Linked DNA regions of Mus musculus: regions 2, 3, 4 and 5 are each linked to region 1. A link is a loop called in an ENCODE intact Hi-C map of the cell type or tissue named here. Cell type or tissue: heart. All regions are shown on one strand.

Evidence for each region. A loop is a pair of places that touch in the nucleus more often than their neighbours do. Peaks named below come from ENCODE experiments on the same cell type or tissue, not always from the same donor. Only the 100,000 strongest peaks of a DNase experiment are listed, where the experiment ranks them.
Region 2: a loop joins it to region 1, with 2.5 times the contacts of the local background. A loop is called at or near these places in 4 of 42 quality-filtered maps.
Region 3: it touches region 1 in a loop (5-fold over the local background); 5 of 42 quality-filtered maps call a loop at or near these places.
Region 4: a loop joins it to region 1, with 2.7 times the contacts of the local background. A loop is called at or near these places in 4 of 42 quality-filtered maps.
Region 5: a loop joins it to region 1, with 2.0 times the contacts of the local background. A loop is called at or near these places in 2 of 42 quality-filtered maps.

The regions. Positions count from the first base shown.
Region 1 is chr17:11,065,332-11,069,331 of GRCm38, reverse strand. Prkn (parkin RBR E3 ubiquitin protein ligase) reads right to left here. Exons shown (of 12, transcript NM_016694.4): 2 at 2,040-2,203. Among named protein-coding and RNA genes, the nearest start is that of Gm41526, 67 kb to the left of the region's middle. In heart, CTCF peaks have their summits at 960 and 1,602 (motif pointing right); a DNase peak (open chromatin) is centred at 1,501; H3K4me3 peaks cover 1,092 bases; H3K27me3 peaks cover 305 bases.
Region 2 is chr17:10,517,716-10,521,715 of GRCm38, reverse strand. The region is part of intron 4 of Pacrg (PARK2 co-regulated); the gene reads left to right. All of the region lies in intron 2 of Gm16168 (a long non-coding RNA gene), which reads right to left. It overlaps Gm52294 (a long non-coding RNA gene), which reads left to right. Exons shown (of 2, transcript XR_003952283.1): 2 at 1-4,000. Among named protein-coding and RNA genes, the nearest start is that of Gm16168, 27 kb to the right of the region's middle. In heart, a CTCF peak has its summit at 1,575; no DNase peak of the experiment used is centred here; H3K27ac peaks cover 570 bases.
Region 3 is chr17:9,166,659-9,170,658 of GRCm38, reverse strand. It overlaps 6530411M01Rik (RIKEN cDNA 6530411M01 gene), which reads left to right and starts at 2,637. Exons shown (of 3, transcript NR_027881.1): 1 at 2,637-3,372. It overlaps Gm52287 (a long non-coding RNA gene), which reads right to left. Exons shown (of 2, transcript XR_003952250.1): 2 at 784-4,000. In heart, CTCF peaks have their summits at 1,141 (motif pointing left), 2,027 (motif pointing left) and 3,288; no DNase peak of the experiment used is centred here; H3K4me3 peaks cover 1,631 bases; H3K27ac peaks cover 1,119 bases.
Region 4 is chr17:9,754,524-9,758,523 of GRCm38, reverse strand. All of the region lies in intron 3 of 4930452A19Rik (RIKEN cDNA 4930452A19 gene), which reads left to right. Among named protein-coding and RNA genes, the nearest start is that of 4930452A19Rik, 19 kb to the left of the region's middle. In heart, CTCF peaks have their summits at 2,160 (motif pointing left) and 3,464 (motif pointing left); a DNase peak (open chromatin) is centred at 1,643; H3K27ac peaks cover 764 bases.
Region 5 is chr17:10,839,303-10,843,302 of GRCm38, reverse strand. It overlaps Pacrg (PARK2 co-regulated), which reads left to right and starts at 3,112. Exons shown (of 5, transcript NM_027032.2): 1 at 3,112-3,542. The coding sequence starts at 3,435. It overlaps Prkn (parkin RBR E3 ubiquitin protein ligase), which reads right to left and starts at 2,944. Exons shown (of 12, transcript NM_016694.4): 1 at 2,814-2,944. The coding sequence starts at 2,820. In heart, a CTCF peak has its summit at 2,211; DNase peaks (open chromatin) are centred at 2,242 and 3,022; H3K4me3 peaks cover 1,855 bases; H3K27ac peaks cover 1,366 bases.

The DNA of each region.
Region 1 (4,000 bases):
CCCAGGTTCCAACAGTTTGTTAAATATCTCCTTACATATCCATTCTTCATAAACTCTCAGCACCCCTGGACATTCAGCTCCCTTCCCATGGCTTTCTATGGCACCCCTTTGCTGTCTATGAATGAAATCGAAGGACCAAGTCTGTCAAGATTTTGTCAAATGCCCCAGGAAACTCCATCTTTTCCTGTCTTCAGTATTGCTTCTGCTTCCGGAAGAACAGCACCTGGCTTGCCTCCCAAGCCCGTGGTGTGTGTTTCCTTTTCATCTGAAGAATCCATATCTGGATCCACTCGGGAGCTCTTTCCTGGTGCCTTCCCATTAGATATACAGCCTCACTTTTGAAACATCACGATACTCATCTTTAATGGGTTATACAGTAATAATTACACACAGCCTGTGCATATTATATGCGTTCGGCTGGACCACGTGGCTTTGTTAGTGATTTTAGCATATGTAGTGCTCTCAGACAGTCTGAGCTAGTGTTGCTTTAGTTCAGAGGCCTAAGCGGGTAAGAAGCAGACTCCCTGAACGAACTCCCTCTAACCAAGCCACTGAAAAGCTCTGAACACTGGGAATTCTAAACGTGCGAATCAAGGTAAGACAGTTGAACCAATACATTAACTGTTATAAAATCTATCTGTCCCTCACGCCAGTTAGTCTTACTGAACAAAAAACAGCCAACTGCTACACGTACCCTCCTTTGTACAGGTGAGGGGATTTAAAATCTAATGGCTCTCATAATAAAGTCTATCTGGATTCAAGAAACAGTTTTAAAACCATTTATTTGTGAAGGAAACAATCTTAGGTTTAGAAGTTGGCAGGAACTGCAAAAGCTTTTTAGTTGACTGAAATTAAAAAAAAAAAAAAATCCAAACACTTCTTAGCACAGGCACTTCCCTTATGAAACAAATTGCCTGAAAGCAAAGCACAGCACTTTGTGCACAATGGGTGTGAGTCCTCCTGCCACCAAAGGGGGCAGGCGGGGGGGGGGGGGGAGATAGCAGAATCATTTGCATTTCTATAGTTTCTTTGTATACCCACATTCCAAAAGCATTTCACAAAGCAGCAAATACGTCAGCGCACTGCCTGGCCTGGGCAGTCAGAAGCTCCGAGTACAGCACAGGTCCCCACCCTGCTGTGAACCAGGGTGCAATACCACCCTACACAGAGTGGAGGGGACGCGCTTTTCCCTGCTTCTAATCACTTGAGTAAATGTGGTTCATATTTGCCGGACTTCCCTCCAAAACACTCACTGTTCTCTCATTCTAGGCAAAGGGCCCGTGCATCAATTGCTATCCAGTTCCTTGGATGCCTACAAAACTCATCTCTCCAAATGTACAAGATGCCATAAAGAAGCGGTTTCCACAGCACAGCAGGGGCCAGATACCCAGGAAGTAATAGGCAGGAAAGCAGATCCCCACAGTTTAGTTAGTTCTGTTTCAGGGGCGTCGGCCAGGGGTAACTCCGTCTACGCCCCCGAGATACAAAGATGGACTTTTGCTGTGTGAATTTGATGCTTCCTGTCCTTGGCTCAGAGCCCTCTGCAAATGGGGGCCCTGGGCCAGTGTCTGCTGTAGTCCAGGCAGCAGCTATGAGTGTCCTCCAGGGGTCACAGTTGGGTTGTAAATCCCTCACTAGGCATGGCCTGAGCAGCCTTCTTGGGAACGATTTATTTGAATCCTTCTTCATTACGATTCAAATAGAATAAGGAAGGTAAAAATTGAACAGACCCAGAAATTGTGCCTTCCTGCTCCCTCAGTCAGTAAACATTTATTCACTAAACTGAGCGCGCGCGCCCCTGGCTTCTCTCTCCCGGTCTTGGCTCACCCACACTTGTTCCTCCAGTCCTTCCTGCATACTGTTTTAATGCATAATTAAGAAGGTCAGAATTAATGAAGCCGTGCGGAGTAAAGTTCAAGGAATCCCCAGGTACTATTTATTCTATTAGATCTCAGGCGTGAATGTCAGATTGGCAGCATTAGCTGCAGGGTCTTTGGCCCTGGCTACATCCCAGGGACCACCCACCCAGGGAGACTCACTTGAACCGTCAGGTGATTCGGAAGCTCCTTCCCGGCAAAAATCACACGCAGCTGGTCAGCTGGAACCCCCTGTCGCTTAGCAACCACTTCCTTGAGCTGCAAGATGCTGGTGTCAGAATCGACCTCCACTGGGAAGCCATAGCTGGAGTTGAACCTGACAAACACTAGACAAGACCAGGGGCAGAGAGAGAAGAAAGAATATTACTCCAAACCCTTAATGGCCAGTGAAATGTCTCTGAAGCAGCTTGCCCCTCACCTGCCCTCCAGTGCATGGCATATATTTTCTTCCATTTATCACAGAGCATAAATTTATAGTATAGAGCAGTAGTTAGAAAAAAGACAAAACAAAACAAAACAACAACAACAAAAAAAAAAACAAACAAAACCAAAAACAGTTTCCCCTAGGTGTTTTTCCCTAGGTGTTTTCCTGCTCAGACCCTGGTCAGTGACCTGCAGACTACGGCAGTTTTGTGCCTTTCACAGCCCTCCTGGAACAGAGGGAGTAAAGCGGAGAACTTGCTTGATTGGAATCTCAAGATTCCCATGAGTGTATAGACTATTCTGCTCCAAAAGACTGAACAAATGCTCACTCCCTCCGCAGAGTCCTTTGCATAAAACTCAAAGGCAGCATGTGGATGCCCCAGAAAGAAATGGTGGAAATGGAAGCCACTGTGTAGACAGCTGAAGAGAGCTTGGGGCCTATGAAAGAACTCTGGGCAAGGTTTTGAATCTAGGTTCTGTGAAGAGTTCTGGACTCTGTGAAATGGTTGTAGGTTCTTGATAAGGCCTCCATACTCTGTGTAAGGATTTTGCACCCTGTGTTCTTAGCTCACAGGTGACAGTGGATTTCGAGCGAGATCTTGAAGTGACATCACCTCTGCTGTTGTGATCACTCTCTTCATTAGAATCTGGCTAGAGTCCATGATATCTCCCAGACTGTCTTCTCATTCCCCTTGTCACACCATCTCTAGCATTTCTCACATCTGCCTGCTGTTTACAACCACCCACTCTTTTAACACCACTCCAGGTGAGGCTCTTAGATACTTGCTAGTCTCCTGAGCCAGGTGGGGTGGTGCATGTCTTAACTCTCAACACTCAAAAGCAGCAGCTGGATTTCTGTGAATTCTAGGCCAGGGTGCTCCACATAGCAAGTTCTAGAATGGTCTAGACTGCACATAGCAAGTCCCTGTCTTAAACAGAAAAATAAAACAAACAAACAATATTTTCTAAATTCTTGCATTTATCTTCTCAATTAATCTACTTTTAGTTTTGTAGTATATTGTTTCTTTTCAATTTAAAGATTTCTTCAAAATAACATATAGTGTTAAATAATGGTTTGAGACCAAGATAGGAACTTTCCAGTCAACTTTAGGACAGGGGCCTCAATTCTCATTCATATTCTCTCTCTCTCTCTCTCCCTCATGCTTTATAATAATTATAGTGCCACTGATGGCCAGACACTTACATATGCTGCAAGTAAGGTCTTTTCTGAGCCCTCAGTAATCTAGGCAGCTCAGTGTGCTGCTATCCAGTAGAGCTGCACATGACGCCCAGAGAACTACAGTCACTTTCTTGTACCTTCTTTGTAATGAAATTGGAATTCATATATAGCTCATCCCATTTCTAGAAAAGCTGCCTAAGACCTCAGAGGAAAGAACATAGTTCTTTGCTTGTGATAGAAAGGATGGATAACAGCAGTGAAAAGTCCAGTTCCTAACATGATGTGCTATTCCCTCTACAGGAGAAAACTGGATAGGATAGGATAGGATAGGATAGGATAGGATAGGATAGGATAGGGGAGGGGAGGAGAGGAGAGGAGAGGAGAGGAGAGGAGAGGAGAGGAGAGGAGAGGAGAGGAGAGGAGAGGAGAGGAGAGAAGAGGAAAGAGAAGGGAAAAAGTGATTCCAGGGAAGGAGCCCAGTTCTGAGAATGGGGGACAATGGTTTTGAAACAGTGAAATA
Region 2 (4,000 bases), 550 kb after region 1:
ATGCTAAGAGAGTCCCTGCAGGTAGTTATGTGTGAACAGAGAGACCCAGCTGCGGGCTGTCGAGGTGCAGGGCTGATTCAAAACGCCAAGCTGCTTAAAAGTGTAGCACTGGCTCCAGACACAGAGCTGGATCCCAGAAGGATGGCTGTTCAGTGGGCTGCATGAAGCTGTGGTGACACACTGAGTTAGCTCAGGGACAGAGGCAGGAGTCCATCACCTGTCAATCTCGTGATGCAGATGGCAGATGGTCTAACAGCAGTGGTCCCACAATGGGCAGTAGGTACCTCCAGACCTTGTTGGTGATGCAAAGGAGGCTTGCAGCATCCTCTGGTCCGCTGTATTCAGGGAACCACACAACCTGGTTTTCCTGATGCGGTTTTGATACACCCATGCATCCACGAGCTCCTGATTGAATTTGGAAAGTTGATAGGTGGTAATACTTTGTTATCCATCATAGTTCATGCTGGGCAGAATGTTGTTCCCTTGCACAAACATGAGGCACTATGTCATTATTTCTACTCAAACAGGAGCAAACTGCTACTTTATTTAACTGAGCCGTTCTGGACCAGGGACCTCTGAGAACCCTCACAACTGCTGTTCTGAGCCTTATGGAGCACTTTACACACAGTCCAACCTGCCCACCACAGCACCTCAGTTTTACCATCTCTTAAAAAGGTTAACAACAATAGCTACCCAGTAAATCCTGAGGTCCATGTCAGTGGGTGGCACTGGGAGGACGCTGGAGCATTGCAGGCACAAACCCATCCTTACCAGGCCACTTGGGTCAAGTCTCCAACTAGCTACAGCCTCCCCTCACAGACGTGTCCCTCTGGGTGGCCAGCGCTCCTCAGAGCACTCCTGTCCTTCACTGCCTCTCCATTTCTCTGTCTCGCCCCACTTCCTGTCTGTTTCCCACCAGCTGGACCTCAAGGTCAACTCAATACCACCTTCTCGAGGAGTTGCTTCAGGCTCCAGTCAGCCTCCTCTCACCCCACAAAAAGGATTTTAAAAATCGGAACTCACTCTCTCTGTGTGTTTCTACTAGCACTCAGGATACAGTTCCAATCTGTACTCCTAACATCACACTGTCCTTTCTCCTCTGTGTAGGTGACCTTGATAATTGTGCCAGGGGTTCCCCACCTCACCCCTCTCTAGTTTAGTGACTGGCATGGAGCAGGCAGTAAACATATTGGCTACATTTATATTTCTCATAATGAATTTAATGAAAATCATGACCAAAGAAAATATTTATTACCCATGATTTTTATTATATCAGTATCAGTTTAGTATTCATTCTGCCCCAGAAGTTTAAAAAACCTATTTCAGATCTTCTCTTTAAAATAATGATTTTTGAAAGTAAATTTCTTAAGATTGAAATTTATCAAACTGTTTTGTTCTTTCAAATTTCTATTTCCCAAGGAAATAAAAGTCATGAGAACTGAAAAATGCTCACTGTCCTTTAACGACAGCACCAGTGTGGTAACTACTTTGGACTTGTATTTGTAAGGAGAGAGACAGCGCCTTTATCTGGGAGCCGTGTTTGCTGGAGCTGGCGCCCCCCATCTTCCTCCAGAACAAATGTTTGTTGTACCGCTTTTTGCTTTTTGTTTTGTTTTTGTTTTTGTTTTAATTCCTTGCTCTTTAGACTATTGCTTGAAATCTTACGTTTTTTTAATGTGTTGCCAGGTAGAAAAGCGATAACAAATTCCGTCGCATAGAGTGGCCTGCCCTCCTCCCTCCCTCTGCCATCCTAGTCAACAGACTTTTGTTCCAGGACTGAAAAAGACAGCCTCCCACTAAACAAATAAGCTCTCCAGAGGGTGTGTTGTTCTCAGGTTTTCCTGTGAATTTACCACGAGTCTCTGCTGTGGTATGGAATGTCACAGGAGGGTTTTTTTTCCTCCCTCAAGAAAAAAATAAAATGTGCAAAAAGGCTGGTTTTCTTTTCCAGCCGTGATTCCTCTGCCTCTATTCAAGCCAGCACCAGCGTTTGTGGATGTCGGAAGGAAAAGGCTCATTTGAAAACGCACATCTACACTCCAAGCCTGCCCACTCGCACTGTTCTGTGGTGAAGGAGAATTTCCACTGAGCTTGTTCTCCACCTGAACTCAGATATTACCAAAGCTGTATTTTCACAGCAGAGTATAAAATAAAAGCAATGTGTAAGAAATTCCTAGGCCTGTTCTCCAATGCTCCTAATAAATGCTTAGAAAGCCACATTTATACTTTGAAGCCCTTGGCATCTGCCCTGAATGTGTCCTGAAGCCCACCGTCTTTCTTCTTTAATTTCAGTTTATTTGGTTTAATGATAGTTACTGAACATAAATGCCAAATTACGATGGCACTTTCCAGCTGTGTGTGGAACTTTATATTTTAAGTACCAATTTGTGAAGAAAGAACACTTCCAGCTCAGTTCTCATCAGCATTAGAGGTTTCAGCAATTACCAATTATTTTTCTAAATTACCTATTTTAATTAAGTAAAATATTATGAATTTAAGATTATGAAGTGTTCAAGCATTATTTCATCTTTAGCTAATTACCAAGAAAAAGGAAACATATTTGGGGACCTTGTGTGGCTATTTGTGGAGCGAAGTGCTTTCTCTGTGGCTTCGGGGCCTTTGTTTAAGAGAAGCAGTAAAATCCCTTCCTTAGGTCTGTTACCTATGTGGTCCCTGCAGAGGACAGCCTGAGCTCAATGTTGGTTCTAGTATGATGTAATATGGTTTATATATAGATGCTTGGGATGGTAATGGTAATGGCCACTTGGCCATTGGAATTTATCCCAGCTCCTCAGGGGCATTCTCAGAGGGCTAGTGTCATTGGCCCACTCCCTGAAGTAGACCCATGCCCAGACATTAGAAAAAAAGCTAGTTGCACCTGCAGACATGACCACATCAGGGTTCACCTTTGACATCGCCATCCCTAACTTGATGGTGGGTGAGCATCCTACTCCTCCTTGCAGGACCCCATATAGAAACAAGGAAAGCCGAAGAAGCCTGCTCCAAAGTTTCATCTGCAGGAAGGTGTCCAGCACCATTGGCAACTGGCACCAACAACATGACTTTGAAAAACAATGGCTTCATGCAGACTGACAGCCCAACAATGTTATTTCCAGGCAGAAGTCACAACTGTCTTCCGCCAGTGTGTCCCTTGGCATTCCTCCCCTTGAATGTGGCCCATTTGTGCTTAGGTCCGTGTAAGGCAGAGGTCAAGCAGGACTCCTGCTGGGCTGTGGCAGTGAGTGCCAGTATCCTCAGCCTCGTGAAATAATCATGCAGTCTTGATGAGGTTGTTAGAGGATGATAAAGGGAAATGGAGACAGTTTGTGACATTTATGGACACATTTCTACTTAGAATAACTTGTGTGTCTGCTTAGATGCTGGCTAGAAACTCCCGCTGTGAGGAACGGCCGCCTGGCTTTTTACTCTTCAGATTGAGGTTTAGCTTTTAAGCCAAAAGTGTCATCAAGAATCCCTATGCCTGTGACCACCAGGGCAGGTGTGGCTGCCAGGCCTGGGTCTGCAGCTGAAAGATGCCCAGGGCTGATAAGGAGCTGGTTGGGGTGGGGGGTGGGGAGAGGTAGAGAAAAAGACCCTTTTATTGGTTTTGTTTCATTCATCCACGTGATTCTGGAAATCCACTTGGAAAATTGTCCTGATGGGTATTTTAACTGAAACGCTACTTTTAGAGTTGTTTTCCAATCTATTCAGCAAGCAATTTTAGGTAATATGTTTTAAAATACAAAAGAAATGAATTTTGCCATTGTTTCCAACATAATCATAAGAACTCTTGGAGTTTCTAAAGTGGGAGTCTTCTACATCGTTTAGATCTGTGGCACTTGACAATTCGAAGCATCCAAAATGATATAGGCAAACTGGATGGATGGCCCAATTACATGCAATGGAAGTCAATAAAGATAAACGCAAGCCACTGTCTTGAATGGTAATAATCCCGTAAATAAAAGATAAGAAAGAAAACCAATTAGACTTCAGCATGGTG
Region 3 (4,000 bases), 1.9 Mb after region 1:
CTGGAAACCACGTCTTTTGACGAGGAATTGTGTGTGGGTTAGAGTCAGACTGCGTGATGCAATGTTTCCCCAGCGGGAGCTGCAGACAGTGGTGCTATGTATATTGTGTGCAAATGTATATGAACCTTGGAAAGAAAGCAAGCCCGTGATGCTCCCTGAATGGAAAGGGAGACTTGGAGGCTGATGGGGAGGTGAGCTGAGAGCAATGAAATCAGGAGGCTGGAAGAAGAGTTTAAGCAGCCCTTGTTAGATACCACCCATGCTCACTGTGCCTTGCCTAAGTCAGTCTAGATGGCTGTCACTCAGGGTGCACTGAATAGTGTTAAAACAGGAAGCCCCTTTCCTCAGGGCCCACAGCTTGTAATTTATTGGGAAGAACCTCTTTCTCACTGATAATGTCTCTGTAAATAGACACAGGAAATTTCCTATAAAAAGTCAGCCAGTCTCAATCACATTCCTCATCTATTGCCTCCCACTTCATTGCTTAATACAGGCGTAGGGAGGGCTGTCTCAACTACTCGGTTACAGCCAGGCATAGGCACACTTTTAAAATAGTCTATATGTCAAGTCAAGGGAGTGAATGACAGAGGAAACCTGGTCCATGTGTGCATTGGCGCAGAGCTGTGCATCTGGCTTTAAACCCCTTGCTTTGCACTAGGATCTGTTTGTCCATTAAAGGGGGATGACGAGGCACACACACCCAGCATATTCCACAGCAGACCACACTGGTGAAATGCGTTCAACATCTATTTAGGACAAACTGCGCCTTCTTCCACCGGATGGTAGCGTCCAAGCAAATCTTATTTCAATTTCATGCAATTCATTAATGCCACAGCAAAAGGCCATTAAGTATTTCCAGGACTCTTTAGACTGTTATACTTGGTTGAAGATTAATCTAAATATGGAATCTAAATTTAAACACGCAGAAGCATGCCTATCTCGTCTTTCTCGGGCGTCAATTTCCACGATTCCATTGACAATACTGCGTTTTTAAAAATATCTGCTCTTTTTTGGTGTGTTTTCTGATGCAAGCTCTTCAGAAAGCAGGAAAAAAAATAATAACGTAGGATCAAAGAGTCTTAAAAACCGGTAATAGAAATTCCATAGTGACTCTGCAGCACCATCTAGTGTCTCGGGAGGTTATGACACTCTTTCTGGCAAGGCAGATCTTCATTGATGCTCCCGGAATGCTGATGAGAAAAATCCCACCACCCCTTTCCATCTCGTCAATTAAACCCTAATTTAATTAAACCTGTACAAGGCCAACTGCCATCAATTTGTTAAATCCTATAATTTCCCAAACTCCTCTACTTTGAAAAATCATTAAACCATTAAAATACAGCTGGGAAGACCTGGAGAATCTCTGACTGCGGTTTTAAGGACAAAGTGAAATTTGGCTCTGGGCACTATCTCTAATCATATTATGTTAGAGGGTATTTCAAAATAGTTCTGGGGGTAAATTTTTATTAAATATGGGGAGATTGTGAATGGTCAACCAAGCAAGAGTTGTTTGTTTGTTTGTTTGTTGTTAGACAGGGTCTCATTTTGTACCTGGCTGACCCAGAACTCATTATGCAAACCAGGCTGGCCTTGAGCTCACAGACATCTTCCTGTCTCTGTTTCCCAGATGATGAAATTAAAGGCTTATGCTTCCTCATGCTAGGAACTAGTTGCAAAAAAAACACTTTCAACCAACATATTGTGTTTTGGTTGTGGGGTAATATAGACTAAGAAGCTCAAAGACGGGGGAAACACACATACCCCCTATTTTGTTCTGTGATTTCCCCCACGCCTTTAAACTTTATTTTTCTTTTTTATGTAAGCAGGATGTCCCATTCAGAGAATGGTGACCTCTGAATTAATGTCATAGATTTGTAGTAAAAGGGATAGATGCTAGTCATGTATGATTATAAATCAAAGATGTTGTTCTGGGGTCAGTGACACAGAGGGCACATAGGACCACTCTGATGAGGGAACGGAGTTTCACTGTGGTGGGAGCCCAGAGCTCTGCTGCCATCTGCTGGTCCAGCATGCATGACACATGTGATCCATCTTTCCTTAGAACTAGTCTCATTTTAGGTCACAGCTCACCTTGGGCATACACGAACCTGTCAGCCCTCTCTTTGTATTCTGATTCATCTTAGCTGCAGGCATCCCACAAACTGGCAGACACGCAGAGAAACATTGAGAGCACAGGTGGAGGGCGGGACGGACCTAGTGCCCTATTTAAACTGATGGATACATTTAAATGAAATATACACGAGTTAGGGAAGGATGTACCGAGCGAACCCGTGGTAAATTTCAGATCATTATTTGATGCCGCTACTTCGCCGTTTGTCTTCTTTGCCCTCGCGCGGTAAACCAATGTGCCCTTTGCAGTTTGACATGAATATGGTTTATTTTAGCTAAAAATCCAAGCCGGCCCTAGTCACTCTCGCTGTGAGCATTTTCAGGCTCTCCTTGCAATCCCAAGAGTACAGAAAATAAATTTGACACAATGTTTCTTTTGTCTTCCCCCACCCCCCACGCCTCTGGCCAATTGATTCGGAGCTCTGTTTCTGTCTTGCCACTGCTGCCTCCAGGTCGAGCTGAGATTTCCGTAGCTTGTTAAGCTAATTTGGGTGCTGAGCAAGGACAAGTCCAGAAAGCAGATTCACAAAGCAGAGACTCACAGAAGCGGGGCTGTTGTGCTATGCTGTTTAGAAGCTGGCAAACGTGCCCTGGATCCTCCTCAAAACATCCGGCTGAGACAATGCAGTTTCGGGCTCACAGCATTGTTCCTGGAGAGACCTGAAGATCCCTGGAGGCTCCGGAAGCCATGCAAGGAGCGACCCCAGGGGAGCTGTGGTTCCCAGGCCTCAGAGGTGAAAGACAGTGGCTTGCAAATGCAGCGCCTCAGAGGTGAAAGAGACAGTGGCTTGCAAATGCAGCAACAGCATCCCATGAGTGCAGGGGAGCGCTCTGGGTGGAGCAGAACAGTAAAGTTCATAAATTCAGCACGTCAGAGCAGCCTGTCTCCCCTATTTACTCTGCAAGTCCGTGACATCGCGAGCGCTCGCTACTTTACTTTGTCTTAATGCTGGCGCGTTAACCTCTGAACGGTGACTTTCCAGCCACTAGCCTGGAGGCTGTAAGGTGCTTCTGTGCCTATTTTTAGCCTCTTTTCCGCGAAGAAAAGAGAAAATAATAATGTCTCGTTCCGGGGATCCTTCTCAAGCATGCACAGGATCCAGGAGGCAACAGTAACATCCCTAAGGAGCCAGTCTCAGAAGCAGGTGTGGGGCGCCCTCTCTCTGTTATCAGAGAGGGTGCCGGAAAGCAGCTGGGCCACAGCGGGGCACTGGGCAGGATCGCTACGAGGAATTCAATAAGGTTGGCTGCAGAGTTTCAGAGAGCAAAGTGGGGGAGGGGAACTCTGAGTGTGCTGTGCCTGTTCCCTTTGGGCTCCTCTGCCCACTGTGCTGTCTCAGAGGGACAAAATCAAGCACAAAAGAGCCCTAGAAATGTGTCATGTGGGCCACACCCCCAAACCCCCGACCCCGTTCATTTCTGAACAGAATTATCAGAGCAGATGACCTTTTTCTAAAATGGTGCTTCTGAAATGAGTCTATCCTTTGTTTTGTTATCAGAATCATACGATGTGAAATTAGAGAAATGTGTGAACGCAAAAGGATTCTAGATGAAACCCACCCAGAGCAGTATTTTCTGTATTTTGCATTTTTCACGTAAACTCCTTGATTATGTACATATACATGTATGAGGAATGTTGATGCATGGGCTGTGTCTATATTTTTTCATAAAGCATCTCACATATTACCTTTAAATGGCTGCCATTTCTTATGGAGTAGTGTGCATGTGTGAATGTGTATGTGTAGATAATATTTAGATATAAGGATAATAAGTTTATCTATATTTTAATATTGGTCTATATTCATATTTTTCTGGGCTCCGTTCTCAGCAGTAGAAATGATAGCACCTGTATTAATACCATAATGGTTAA
Region 4 (4,000 bases), 1.3 Mb after region 1:
AATAGGGTGAGGGTATGGGAAGGGGCAGTTTGGGGTGGGTAAGCATGGGACCTCTTGGTTCAGAGCCTGGCTCCACTGTTTTTACTGGACCATTGAATGAATGGTCCACAGCCAATACCCACCCATCTGTGCCTTCATCTTCGGGACTGGCCTAGGTAAAGCTGTAAGCCTCCCTTACTCCATGTAGACCATTCTTACTGGAAATGAGGCCAGGACACAAGTCTATACCTCTGACCTTTCATTTGGGCACATTAATGCTTCACAATTTTGACAAAGGGAAGTTAACTTGGGTTTGGAAAGTTAGGAAAAGGTGTTGCTGCCATGCAGATCCCTTGCTCAATGAGGGCCAGTGAATCCTTTGCCCACTGAGTGCCAGCTCTCTCTCTCTCTCTCTCTCTCTCTCTCTCTCTCTGAGTGTGTGCATGCGTTTGTGCGTGTGCGATAATGGCTGATGCAACTGTTGGAAACCAGAGGCTTAGCTCATGGGTGCTTCCATGGTTGGGTCAGGGTATGCTTTATTTGTAGAAGGCTGACTAAATCTTGACCCCAGCTATCTTGGCAAGCTGCAAGTGGCCATGTGAGAGATGAGCTTCAGGCTCAAGCCCAGCTCCTGGAAGACAGGTGTCTACAGAGAAGGATGGTACTACCCTCAGAGACTCCTGTAAGGAAAGCAGGCCTTTAATGATGTGGGGGAGCTGAACCCACGGAAGGGGTATCTAGGGAGATAGATGGTATGAACCAAAAGTAAGGAAACTGGCTGTGAGCTATTGGGTAGGAAACACACACACACACACACACACACACACACACACACACGAAAAGAACTGTGGGAAGCCTGTGCTCTCAGGGGACAGATGCTGTCCCTAGGGTCCTTCAGCTCAGGGACCACACTGATCACAGGTTCCTTTTCTTTGCCTGTCCTGGCCATTGGTTTTCCTGGCCAAACCTGCCATATTTTCTCCCAGGACACATGCATGGTGTGCCATTTTGAAGGAGAATCAACAAAAACAGAAGTCAGGTTGGAAGGCATCCATGCTGTCTGGGTGTCAGAAGAGGGGGTGTTAACATCGTCTCTTAATTTGCCATCACATCATATACCCCTACCTTAAAATGAAGAACAAGAATAGTACTTTTTCCTCTTCTTCAGAGACCCCTCCCTGGTACTGGCATAAACTCACATGTGCAGAGACCAGTCAGGCTTGCCCCCTGTATCCCCCTCTCTGGACCCCCATGTGTACTGTGTGTCTACCAGGCTGCTCACAGGTGGCCTTAGGGGCCGTTGCTTTTCAAATGGTGAAACAAATTTGGTGGGTTTTGGTTGTCATTGATTGGCTTTGACACACTGCTGAGGTTGGGCACCAAGGACCCCTGGTACTTTAAGTCACTTTTATCGCTCAAATATGGAGCTTTGACAGCTGAAACGCCTTATGAGAATAGCATTTAAATGTGCAATGCGCCATAAATACGCAGAGTGCGACAGCCAGGAAGCTGTGCTAATCGCGGCTTTGATGTCCCACGAACTACTGTAGCTGGCAGTCCTCGTGCTTCTGCAGGCCTCTTTGGACTTAGCAGATACCGCTCAGTGGATCCAGTTTTCCACTCCTCCCCTCACGAGGACAGCTGTCATCCCTGACTCAAAGGAAAAATCCTTTCTGGGCCCTTGCTTGGCCACAGCCTTTCCTGGCCATACTCCTAGGAGCCTCTCGCTTCCTCCCTGCCCGGGAGTGGCAGAGGGTGAGGCTGGCTAGACCCAGCCAGACTTTCCCAAAGTTCTGTGTCATTTACCACCTTGTCCTACAGCAACATGCTATTTTTAATTTCTGGCGACTGCTACTCTTGATTGGCTGGGACAAGAAATGGAAGTTCAGCTTGACTTGAGTAACAGGGAAAACGGTCCGTCCCCGACAGAACATGCAGCAGGAAAGCTGAAGGTTCGCTATAGAAGCATGGGTAGACCACCCTAGCTTCCGCTGTACTTAAAAGCTGCCAGTAAGAAGCCTGAATGCTTACATTTGATAAGAGCCTTGATCTTTGGATTCCATGGTCACTACAGAGTGCAAGGAAACCACAAAGGGTGTCTGCTGTCTGTAATTTATTAGGTTTCAGAGCATCCCAGGAACTACAGACTCAATCCCTCAGCTCTTGGGTCCAGGAGCGCCCTCTTGTGGGAGAAAGCACTTTTGCCTGGAATTTCTATTTGTCTTTTTTTTTTTTTTTTTCCTCCAGTTTTTAATTTTTGAGAGTTTCCTACATGCATATACTATGCTTTGGTAACTTTTCCCCCAGTTCCTCCCCTTCATCTCTTCCTCTCCCCTCACTTTCTCTCCCTATTTAATGCTTCTTGTTTGTATACTTACTGAGTCCACCAAGTGCTGTCTGTATGGGCATGGGTATAGGACCATCCAACTAGGGCATTCTTTATTATTTTTGTTTTGTTTTAAACTTGTTCTTACTTCTGGAAGAACAATATTAGTTCATAGTTTTGGAGAGTAGAGGAGCTGGAGAAATGGGTGGGTTTACTATGCTAACCAATACCATCAGTACTTGTCTGTCTTAGGGCTTCATTGTTATGTGAAGAGACACTATGATCAAGGACAGCGTTGTGGCTGGCTTACAGGTTTAGAAGTTCAGCCCATTATCAGGAAGGCAAAAAGCATGGCAGTGTCCAGGCAGACATGGTGGTGGAGAAGGAGCTGCGAGTTCTGGCATCTTGATTGGAAGGTAGTCAGGAGAAGATTGGCTTCCACGTGGTGTCATTGCCCACCCCCACAGTGACAGACACACTTCCTCCAACAAGGCCACACCCACTCCAACAAGGCCACACCTCTTAATAGCTCCACTACCGGGGGCAAACATATTCAAACCATCACACTATTCCTTTGTATGTGTGTATCACATATGAATGCATGGTGTATGGGTATGTGTATGTATTATCACACATACAGAGGCCACAGGAGGATGTTGGTGGTAGTGTTCCATCACTCAACACCTTACTCTTCTGACACAGAGACCTTTGCTCAACCTGGAGCTAGGATGGTAGCCCGCAAGCCCCAGCAATCCTCTAGTTTCTGTTCCCATACCTCTGGAGTTGCAGGATCATATATATGCCTTTAAAATGGACATGGGGGACCTGAATTCAGGTTATCTATCATCCTTGTTCAGCAGGTGTCTTAGCCACTGAGCCATTTACTGCTCTCTCCCTGTCTTAGGGTTTCTATTGCTGTGAAGAGACACCATGACCAAGGCAATTCTTATAAAGGACAACATTTAATTGGGTCTGGCTTACAGTTCAGGGGTTTAGTCCATTATCATCACGGCAGGAAACATGGCAGCATCCAGGCAGACATGGTGTTGGAAAAAGAGCTGTGAGTTCTATACCCGGATGGGCAGGCAGCAGGAAGTAGAAGTGACACTAGACCTGGCTTGAGCATTTTAGACCTCAAAGCCTGCCCCCTAGTGACACACTTCTTCCAACAAGGACACACCTCCTAATAGCCACTCCCTATGGATTTATGGGCACCATTTTTACTTAAACTATCACACTCTTTATTCTTTTTTTGATGTAAGTTTTTCACAAGCAACCCAGAAGTGAGCCTTTCTTCTGAAAAGGATTCTGATGTTAATGGTTCTTTTACACCTATCTCAAACGAACATTTTATTTCTTTATCCATCTGCTTCACAGAGGAACAACTATACAGGTTGTGCTGCTTTTATTTAATCTATACACTTCGAGGAAATTGGGCTTTAATTTTTATGCTCTGAGGTTGCCTACCCCACCAGAATCAAAAGACCCAGCACTTCCATGGCCTCAAACATCCTCGTGCTCTGCTGTTATCACGGGTGGATGCTCAATGTGCAGTCTGTCATCTTCATGTCTGAAAGCACACAGTGCTGTGCTGCTGACTACAGACATGTCACCGATCGATCATCAGTTCTCAGAACTTGTTCACCTTCACGCCCACTGTCTGCTCCTGGCCCCAGTCCCCAGCAACTAGTTCCC
Region 5 (4,000 bases), 230 kb after region 1:
ACTGAAAATGTATTTAAAAGGCAGGGTACTTTCCTAACCAATAAATCTGATAAAATTGAAGAATAGGCAGGAATTAATGTGATTTTTTAAATATGCAAACAGTTAAATTCTCGAAGTGATTTTAAACAAGATATAGGAAATAATATTTTAATCAATTAAAAAAAAACAATACTTTTGAATGGAGCCCAAGGTCTTCTGCACCTTAGAATACTTCACTGAGCTACAGTTCTATTTTAAATATCTTCTGTAACATGGGGTTTTAATTTAAGAACTTTCTTTTTCAATTGTATGGGTACTCGTGTGCTTTAATAGCTGATATTATCAAATGCCTAAATGTATAGTACATTTAGAACAATTCTCAATTGTCACTACTAAAAATCAATTTTAAACACAAAGAAGTGCTCATTTTTTTTAAATTTAAAAAAAGTTTTAAAATAGGTGCTCAAAATTATGTTTTTCTCAGTTAAATTTTCTTATTATGAATCCCTTCTCCATGCCTCACAAAGGCAGACTTTTCATTAACTTCAATAAAATTATGGTTTAACTCTCTCTAGGTCAAGGCATTTAGCATGTCAATCATAATCCAAATGGGAGATGTAAGTACTTTTGAAGCCATCTCCATGACAAGAAGGAAACCCTCTACTTTGAAACAACAAAAGGAAAATTATTTTATGGGCAATAAAGTATTAGTCTCCTTTCCTCTTATTTGGCCAGGAAGCCAATCCAGAGGATTCTTCTCAGAGCAAGGACTTCACTGACAGAGTGCAGTATTTCCTTCACTAGGAGAGTACTGCAGGGGGAGAGAGCTCAAGTACAGAAGGCCTCAGCTCTCAGTAGTGCTATGCAGAGGAAGACACTGCTCAGTCCCTGGAGCTATTTGTGTGTCCTTTGCTCTGTAGCAGATCTCTGTGCAGTTCCTGTCGGCCCTTGTTTCCTGTTCAAGGATTAGTCATAAAAATGCAGAACTATTCCTCCCAAAGCTTCCTCCGGATTGGGTTCCCTCTCACCTGCTTTAGGTGCTGTCACCACACCCAAGCCTCCAACCTGGCAATTCAGAACTTCATGAAAATGCGGCCACCAATAATATTAGGCAATACAACTAGTTAAACAAAACAATGTAACATTGTTTGTGTAGGGTTTTTGTTTTTGAATGGAAGTTCCTTTTCATGGGGCAGGGGACAAGGATACAATCATTTGTGTTAAAACGCACACTTATTCACCCTGTAAAAAGAGTAGCCAAAGAAAGAAGAGTTTTAAATCTGTCTTCTATTTCCCTGGTTTTTATTACTAATTAATTTAATTGTAACATTCAAATGGCACAGTTCTTATTAAGAGGGCTCCAGGTAAATCTAAATAAAGCTGGCTAAATTGTGTTCCATCCTAAAGTTATTAATATAATAATTTATGAGACTTTAAAAATAGTTTTAAGTTTTAGGTCTTAATTTCCTATATTTATATAGCCTTAGGGGACATTTGCTTATCAAAATCATCCATGAACTAGTTTAAGTTGAAAGAAACTAAACGTGTGTAATTGTTTTCAAAATATGAGGTATTTCTCTCTTGTAAAATCTGTATTTTTTTTCCTAATCTGTCCCACTTGGTTCGCACTAATCAGTTCAGATTTGGGTTTACAAACGACTCTTAAGTAAATGTCACTTAAAAGCTTAGTGCCATTCATAAAAATGTATACTTTTTTTCTTAATTTAACAAGTTTCCAATTCATTCATCCAAAATACACACTGCCCTATGGAGGGAAGAAGCAGCTAGACACCATGAGCGTGCACCTCTGCTTCCAGGAGCATCTTAGCTGCCTAGCATGACTCTCAAGAGGAAGAGAGGAGGGCTGCACACTTGTAACATTACTTTTATGAGTTAAAACAGACTCGGCTACTTTCACCGTGTAACGCATTTACTTCATAAATGCACCTCTCATCCATCTTCTAGACACATCTCAAATAGACCGACTTCAGATGTGCTTAGTGCGATACCTGTCAGGCATATATCACAAACAAGTTCACTACATCTTCAGAACATCACTTGGATGGGGGCGGCGAGTCTACAGTAACGAAACCTCCAAACGGGAATGTGCGCTAAATTATGCATTTATTTCTACTTATCCCGGAGGAGAACCCAAAACGTGGCTTCACATATAACATCTCTGTCAGGGAGGTCCTTTCCAATCTGCCTACTTCACACTGCTTAGAACAACCCTAGTGGCCACTTCCAAAGCTGCACTGGTCAAACTGCACCCAGTCACAAACTGTAGTGGGGGAAAAAGCCATCTTTGCAGTTATCTACTCGGCTAGTCTTTCGTCTCAGATCTCCGAGGACACATTTAAAAAGACAGAACTGAGGTGCGATCTCCACGAGGCAGATGCTTTCCTGAGATTTTCTTTAAGTCCTAGGGTGTGTGAACTCGCCCTGAAGTGAAGGACAGCTTGACCGAAACAGACCTGGGCTGGTCACCCCGTGGAGCGGCAGGGCGAGCCCCGCCGTCGGGGGTCGCAGTGGAGCACGCGGGTGTCCGTGGGGATACAGTCTTCAGCGAGCTAACCTTGGCTAAGGCAGGTTGGAAACTCATACCTAATGCTCTAGCACACACCGGACCAGGCTATGGGCGGGGGGGGGGGGGGGGGCGGGCCGAGGAAGCCCACAGAGCGGACGGAGCGCGGCACGCACGCCTCCGCCGTGACACTGACAGGTGGCTCGGGTCGGCCCCCGAGGATCCCACTCGGACCCGTGGGGTGTGACGTGGTGCCACACACGGACGCGGGGCGGCGCGGAGAGATTGTACCTGGCAGGCACCCACGTACCTATCATGGTCACCGGGCGGGTGGTGGCTGCGGGTCGAGAAGGACCTACGCGGGCACTGGCGCCCGCCCGAGCCTCCCACCAGCGTTTCTGTCAGGTTTAGTCATCCAGGCCTCCTCCCCCTTCCCCTCGCGAGCCAGGCGGGCGCAGTGCGCACGCGCAACCACCCGCCCCTAGCGCGAAGCCTGCTGGGAGGCGTAGTTTTAACCCGTAAGATTCGCCTCCGGCAGCTGCAACTGTCTTCGCTGGTAACCTTTTCCGGAAACGCTCGTCACGGAGGGGCGGGACTAGCGTCTCCTAATGTTGACTAATCGCTTAGCAACCGGGAGGCTTACACCTTTGGAAGCTCTTAGAGACTCTAGCCTCGGATCCCAGCCCTCTTCCCGCCCCTCTCCTCCCCTAAACTCCCTCCACCTTGGTGCTGCCAAACATCTGGATCTCCCTGGGCAGCACGAGGGGTTGAATTTCTACCACTAGAGCCTTTTAGAGTGTTTTCCCGACCCCCTGCTCACTTCTGTAAAAGCCACTGGTTTTTCTTCCACACCTCTGATAAGAACAAGACGTTTTCTAGGAAGAATGTGGTAGAAAAAGAGACCCTGACCTTAAACAAATGCCCAGACAAGATGCCGAAGAGGACTAAACTGCTGCCACAACAGACGTTCCAGGTGCACCAGCCTCGTTCCCTGGTTTCTGAGGGCTTCACAGTCAAAGCCATGATGAAAAACTCAGTCGTAAGTGATCTTCCTCGATTGAACGCACTTGCTCCGAATCAGGGGACATGTGGTTGTAGAGGATGACAAGCCCTGGGTCCTGGTACTGTTTACCAGAACTGGCAATGACTCGGTCAGTAGCAGACTCTGCCCGACAGTGTGCAGAGATGTAGGCTAGGTGGTTAAAGAACCTTTGGGGCAGGCGATGTACTGAGTTAGCGTATAAGCACCTTCTTGAGCAAGTGTGCTTTCTCCACTACCCCAAATTACACTTAAGCTGTTTCACTGGTAAGGGGGAAAAAAATCCTTATCTTTATTGTAAACTTAGTCCACTCAGTACAAGACCTTCTGGAGTGAATGCTCTTAGAAGTCATAGGCTTTCAAAATTTAACACGAACCAGTATGAGACACATAAACTCATCAGTAATATATACTAATTTATCTCATCTGGGACATTTTAGAATGCCTTAGCATTTACT